Linked DNA regions of Homo sapiens: region 1 is linked to region 2. The links are chromatin contacts, found by Hi-C or POLR2A ChIA-PET in ENCODE. All regions are on one chromosome and are shown on one strand. Each heading gives the region's core, a stretch centred on a gene start or an enhancer-like site at or near the end of the contact. The rest is flanking DNA. Distances are from core to core; before and after follow the strand shown. Region 1 overlaps MID1 (midline 1). Region 2 overlaps MID1 (midline 1).

The links. A loop is a pair of places that touch in the nucleus more often than their neighbours do. ChIA-PET counts read pairs that join two places held with the same protein, here RNA polymerase II (POLR2A). Pooled maps may share reads with other maps.
Region 1: a loop to region 2 is called in a pooled map of gastrocnemius medialis, with 4 times the contacts of the local background. The contact joins two enhancer-like sites. A Hi-C loop is called at or near these places in 2 of 168 maps with a recorded cell type or tissue (Caco-2 and endothelial cell of umbilical vein) and 2 of 50 pooled maps. POLR2A ChIA-PET finds 5 or more read pairs at or near these places in 3 of 52 experiments (GM12878, SK-N-SH and WTC11).

The regions. Positions count from the first base shown.
Region 1 is chrX:10,581,137-10,583,836 of GRCh38, reverse strand. All of the region lies in intron 1 of MID1 (midline 1), which reads left to right. It also overlaps the pseudogene RNU6-800P. Among named protein-coding and RNA genes, the nearest start is that of MID1, 38 kb to the left of the region's middle. Within about 2 kb of position 1,281, at least 2 of the 41 ENCODE cell types and tissues checked have a DNase peak (open chromatin) inside an H3K27ac peak, as active enhancers do.
Region 2 is chrX:10,548,123-10,550,822 of GRCh38, reverse strand. All of the region lies in intron 2 of MID1 (midline 1), which reads left to right. Among named protein-coding and RNA genes, the nearest start is that of MID1, 71 kb to the left of the region's middle. Within about 2 kb of position 1,367, at least 2 of the 41 ENCODE cell types and tissues checked have a DNase peak (open chromatin) inside an H3K27ac peak, as active enhancers do.

The DNA.
Region 1 (2,700 bases), core at 32-2,531, 33 kb before region 2:
CTGGTCTTGAACTCCTAATGTCGTGATCCACCCGCCTCAGCCTCCCAAAGTTCTGGGTTTACAGGCGTGAGCCACCGTACCTGGCCTAAATCGCTGTTCTTTATAAATTACTTAGTCTCAAGAATTCTGTTATAGCAGCACAAAATGGACTAAAACATCATGGTTCCTGCTTTTTTGGCTCACTAAGTGTTCGTGGCTTTTCTCTTTCAAAATTTTATTGCTAAAATAAATAAAGATGTCACTACTTTACAATAATTCATCACATTCCATTTTTTTGTAAGAAATAGTAAAAGTTGGATTTCTATGCCCTTGAAAAAGAACTCTATCCTTGAGGCAATCTGAAACTAAGCATTTAACAACTTGAAAAATTAGATCACAACCCTCTGACCAAACACCAGAAAGTTTTATACTGAAATTCAGATACTCTTTGCTTGTTTATTGGCAGGGAAAAAGCCAAAATATCAAGAAAGCCAGCACAAATATGAGTAGTAATATCCCCTTAGCTAACATAGATTTGCACCACCCATCTACCTTCTATCATGTCATCCTTTTTATTTCTTTCATTTTATGTATGAGTCTTTGAAATGTTTGTGTTTTTAAAAACCTTTTATTTTTTTATTTCCTTCATTAAAATGTAAGCTCTCCAAGGGCAGGCCTTTATGCTCATATTTACCACCAATTTGCTGCTGCCTAGAGCAGCTCCTGGCACACAGAATGACCTCAAAAAATACCAGTGGAATGAAAGAGTAATGAAAGAAATGACTCATCTGGTTTTACTCCAAAAGAAGTAGTTCTAATTTTTTTTAATGCTTAAAGAAAGCCAAATGGATATACATATAGGATTTCCAGTGTCATAAAAGTAACAAAATTAGCTTACTCTTCCAAACTCTTATTTTATTAATATTTTTTAATAATAAAAAATTATAGAATGCTTCATGAATTTGTCATCCTTGCATTGGGGCCATGCTAATCTTCTTTGTATCATTCCAGTTTTAGTCTATGTGCTGCTGAAACAAGCACCAAACTCTTAAAATTAGCTTAGGTTCAGAGTGAAGAGCTGAAGTTGCAGACCAGACCCAAGCTGTTTTGGGACTATGAAGGACATTAAGGGCTCTGTTTATTTGAGCAAAATCTATGGGTGAGGCTTACCTGCTTTCTGCCAATTTTCCTTGTACAACAGCTGATGTCAGAGGGTGGTTGGATAAGGAGCTTGGAGCCGTTGGTAAGGAAGTTCTTATCACTTTCTTGCAGGCTCCTTTTACCTCTAGTCTTCTATGACTCAAGGGTCATTCAGTGCCAAATGAAATTCTGCCTCTGTGGTAACTGCTAGAAAGTCCAGTGATGATCTGATTTCTAGTAACAACTATTGGCCATATCCCCAGGAGGAGATAAGAATTGTGTCTATTAGGAAATAATTTTCCATGGATCTATCACCTTTTTGTACCTCTTGTGAGCTGGAGCACTGAATGATTTTATTCCAGACTATTCCCCAGGATGTTTGTATAGCAAACAGTCTTGGGAGATAGAGGTAGTATCTCGCGCCAGGGGAGAAGGCAGGTTTGTTTGTTGTTCATTATATTAAAGACAATGTCTTCCTCCAGGGCAAAAGTTGGGCAGGCTAACTTGCAGTCCATTATAAAAGATTCAGATTTCCTAAGCTTGGAGTTGCTTAGGTATGATGCAAATCTCCTGAGTGTGCAAACATGGACCTAGGATGCTCCGTAGGACTTCGAGAACAAGGGGAACCAACAGAACATGAAACACATACCATTTGAGTAAAAACAGCCTTTATCTTTGATTCAGGTGTCTTCTGCCAGCATTCATGAAACGAAACTGGCAAATAGCAAAAATCTGAAACATTTCACTGTTCTTGATAGTTTCACATGCTCCATCCATGCCAGGGTCCCTTATTTCCTGCAAAATAAAAAAATTCTGACAAAGAGTGCATATGGGACAGGGTGACCTTCACTGGGAAGCGGAAGTGAAGCCCCAAGTTCATGGTGGGAGATCAGTGGTAATGAACAGAGGTATGTCATAGTGTAGGAAACAGATGAAATTGCCAATGTGAAGATAAGTCATTAGTGTTAAGAATAAAAATGCTAGTTCATTTCACATTCACATACTGTTTGTTCACATAAGATGCTCCATAAATGTTATTGAATAAATGGATTTATATCCTTCTTGCTTGCAAAAATGGTATGAAGAGGTTTCCAGTAAAAAACACAGATAATGAATTTATTCAAAGAAGAGTGGGAAGAGGCGATTCAGGACAAGAAGGGAAGAAGGACCCCAATCCCCCATCCCCTACCACCCTGTCCTTCCATAAGAGTGAGAATTTTGTCAGGCATTTTAAAAAGTTCACCTCACTAATCCTCAAAGGACCCTTAAGATTGCTCTCAGATAAGGAAACTGCATAGAAGATAGGAAGAGCATCTGTGAGTATAAGATATGTACAGTATCTGGCTCCGATCTGCCTTTGCAAGGAAATGGCAGAGCCAGGATTTGAACTCAGGTTATCTGGCTTCAAGGTACTACATGTTTTTTGTTTGTTTGTTTGTTTGTTTTTTGTTTTTGTTTTGTTTTATATGACTGAGTTTTTTTACTCTATCACCCAGGCTGGAGTGCAGTGGCGCAATCTCGGTTCACTGCAACCTCCGCCTCCCAGGTTCAAGTGATTCTCTTGCCTCAGCCTCCCGAGTA
Region 2 (2,700 bases), core at 118-2,617:
GAAGGGGCTGCCACTGGCGCACAATGGGTCAAGGCCACGGATGCTGCTAAACATCCTGAATGCACAGAACAGCCCCCCAGACAGATAGTCATCCAGCCCCAAATGTCATTGGTGCCAAAGCGGAGATACCCTGAGTCGAAGCAAAGCATCTTTGTTAATGACATAAGAGAAATGCTCAGTTTTACTCTTACAGACATTTACTTGTTTGTGTGACCCCTAAACCAAATCTACTTTGAGATGTAGAGAGCTGAGACATTGCAGAACTCCCCTCCCGCCATCTGCAGATGCCCTGAGTGGCAGCCTGGCAGCCTGGCAGCCTGGAAGCAGCCCCAGAGTTCTTTGCACAGCGGGCTTCTCTCACCCATGCCCCCAGCCCAACTCTGAGCAGTCTGGGCCCGCACATGCCAGCCTTCAGGCTGTTTCAACAGTATTTAAACCTCCAAAGGCTTATGAAATATTCTTTAATCCCTTCCCAAAACATGATTTAGGTGTATTTGATATTATCTGCTATCCCCTAGATTTCCTAGTGTTTGCAGCTTATTTTCAGGACTACCTTCCAGGTGTAGCCGTCTGTGTCAGAGACAGGAGAGCCTGAGGCTTTCCTCCAAGTGGGGAGTCTGCAGAGAACAGGCTGGCAGCTGAGACTTTCGCCCAAATGGCTTATATTTGATGTATAATAGTTTTAATTGTGATATTATTAAAAGTGAATTATTTCCATAGATCAAAAGTTAACTCATTAAATCTGTTAGTCTATTTTAAGTTGGTCTTCCAAAGGAACCATTTATATTTATATAGCATTGCGTCTTTATCCTTGCAAAACTGTGGATTCTAAACTCCTCAAGTCAGAGACTTGGAATAGCATAAATCAGATGTGAGTCTTCATTGCTGAGGCTGAATTTATTCAGTCATAATTTCCAAGCATTTGTTCCTGCTGGAAGGTACTACTTATTTCACAAGAAGTTCATGTCATGAAAGCGCTGAGCTCGAAGGGCCATCACGCATATCTAGTCCAGTGGTTCTCAACCTGGCTGCACAGGGATTACCTTGGGCAGAAGCCCAGCCCAATGGGACAAGATCTTCTGGGGTGCAGCTCAGGCATTGGGGTTTCCCCAAAACTACCCCAAGTGATTCTAATGTGCAAACTTGGTGGAAAAAGTTTATTCTTTTCCAATTCCTCAGTTACAATGAGTAAACTGAGGGTCAGATTAATTCATAAAGGCAGAAGTCAGCAAACACCGTAAAGGACTAGCTACTAAATCTTTCTGGCATTGCAGGCCATATGGTTTCTGTGGGAACTGCTCAAAAGCAGCCATAGGCAATTCAGAAACAAATGGATGTGGCAGGCTGCCAATGAAGCTCTATAAAAATAGGTGACTGGCCGGATTTGGCCCATGGGCCATAGTTTGCCAACCTCTGGTTTAGATCTCACAGTTGGTTAGTAGAAACCCATATGCTAGGCCACAGATAGACTAACCTTCAACAAGTGATCTTCCTTCTACTAGATGCAGTTTTCCTGTTTGAAGCAGTGTCTATAACATACCCAACTTCTGTAGAGGTTAAATAATAATTATCTTTATGTAAGTTAAGGCAAATATCTTAGCATAGGTACTCATAGTCTAGAGCGCAGAAATTTTCATTATCTGTGTCTTTATGAGAGGTCTGCATTTTGATGGTATTTACCAAATTTAAAGTAATAATCACAGTATATGTGTTTTACTAAAGTAATAACCCAGACAATAATATTCCTATCCAAGAAATTTTTTCAGCTAGAAAGTCAGAAAATGAGACAGCGTGATCAGACCACCAAAGCAAGCAAGAAAAAAAAATCAGCTAAGAAAAATGGAGATCTGATTTTCTTTTCACCCAGTAAAGGAATCAGTTGAAAATCTCTTAATTCTTCCTTACTGTGCTGATGACTCATGGGGAGATACTTTATCTCAGATTTCTTTTGAATACATCTGAGTAAATTTGAATATGAATTATATCTAATAGCTAGAGATGCTTCCTACGAGTCCTTGGGAAACAGCATGGACTAAGGCTGAAGAAGTGGAAAGAAAGCCATCACAATTAATGTGGAGAGTTATGTGTTTGGTACTTATGAAACTTTGGGTATTTTTCACTGTTTGTATAGCCTTTCTTCCAAAGTACACTCATAAAAATAGGGTTCCTGAAATGTTAAAAAGCCACTGGATCTGGTCATTTTCCTTGGAGATTAATTTATCTCTATTTGGCAATTACTTCGTATCTATGTTTTTCAGAGAAAGTCACTCTACCTCTTCCCTTTTTTATCTAAATAACACATTCAATAAAAGTGCTTCATGTCCTGAAAAAACAAAACTGTCTTATTTACGATTATAAAATGGTGTTCAATCAATGATTTCCCTGAGGGGATAAACACTAGAGATGGAAAAACAAAATCAATTTGTTTTTCACAAATTGACATCCCTCTGTATGATGCCATCATTGAACTGAAGTTATTGAAAGGGGCCTTATAGAGAGGGCACCATAGAGGGAAATCATAGAGAATAACATCATAGAGAGGGGTATCATAGAGATAATAACTGCATGGAGAGGAGCCTCATGGAGAGGGAGCTTTGAGAGGGGACATGGAACACACAGTGGTAGATTAAAATAATCCAGTAATCAATTTGGCCACATAAATAATAGTGATCATAATTTATGAGGGCTTCCCATACTAAT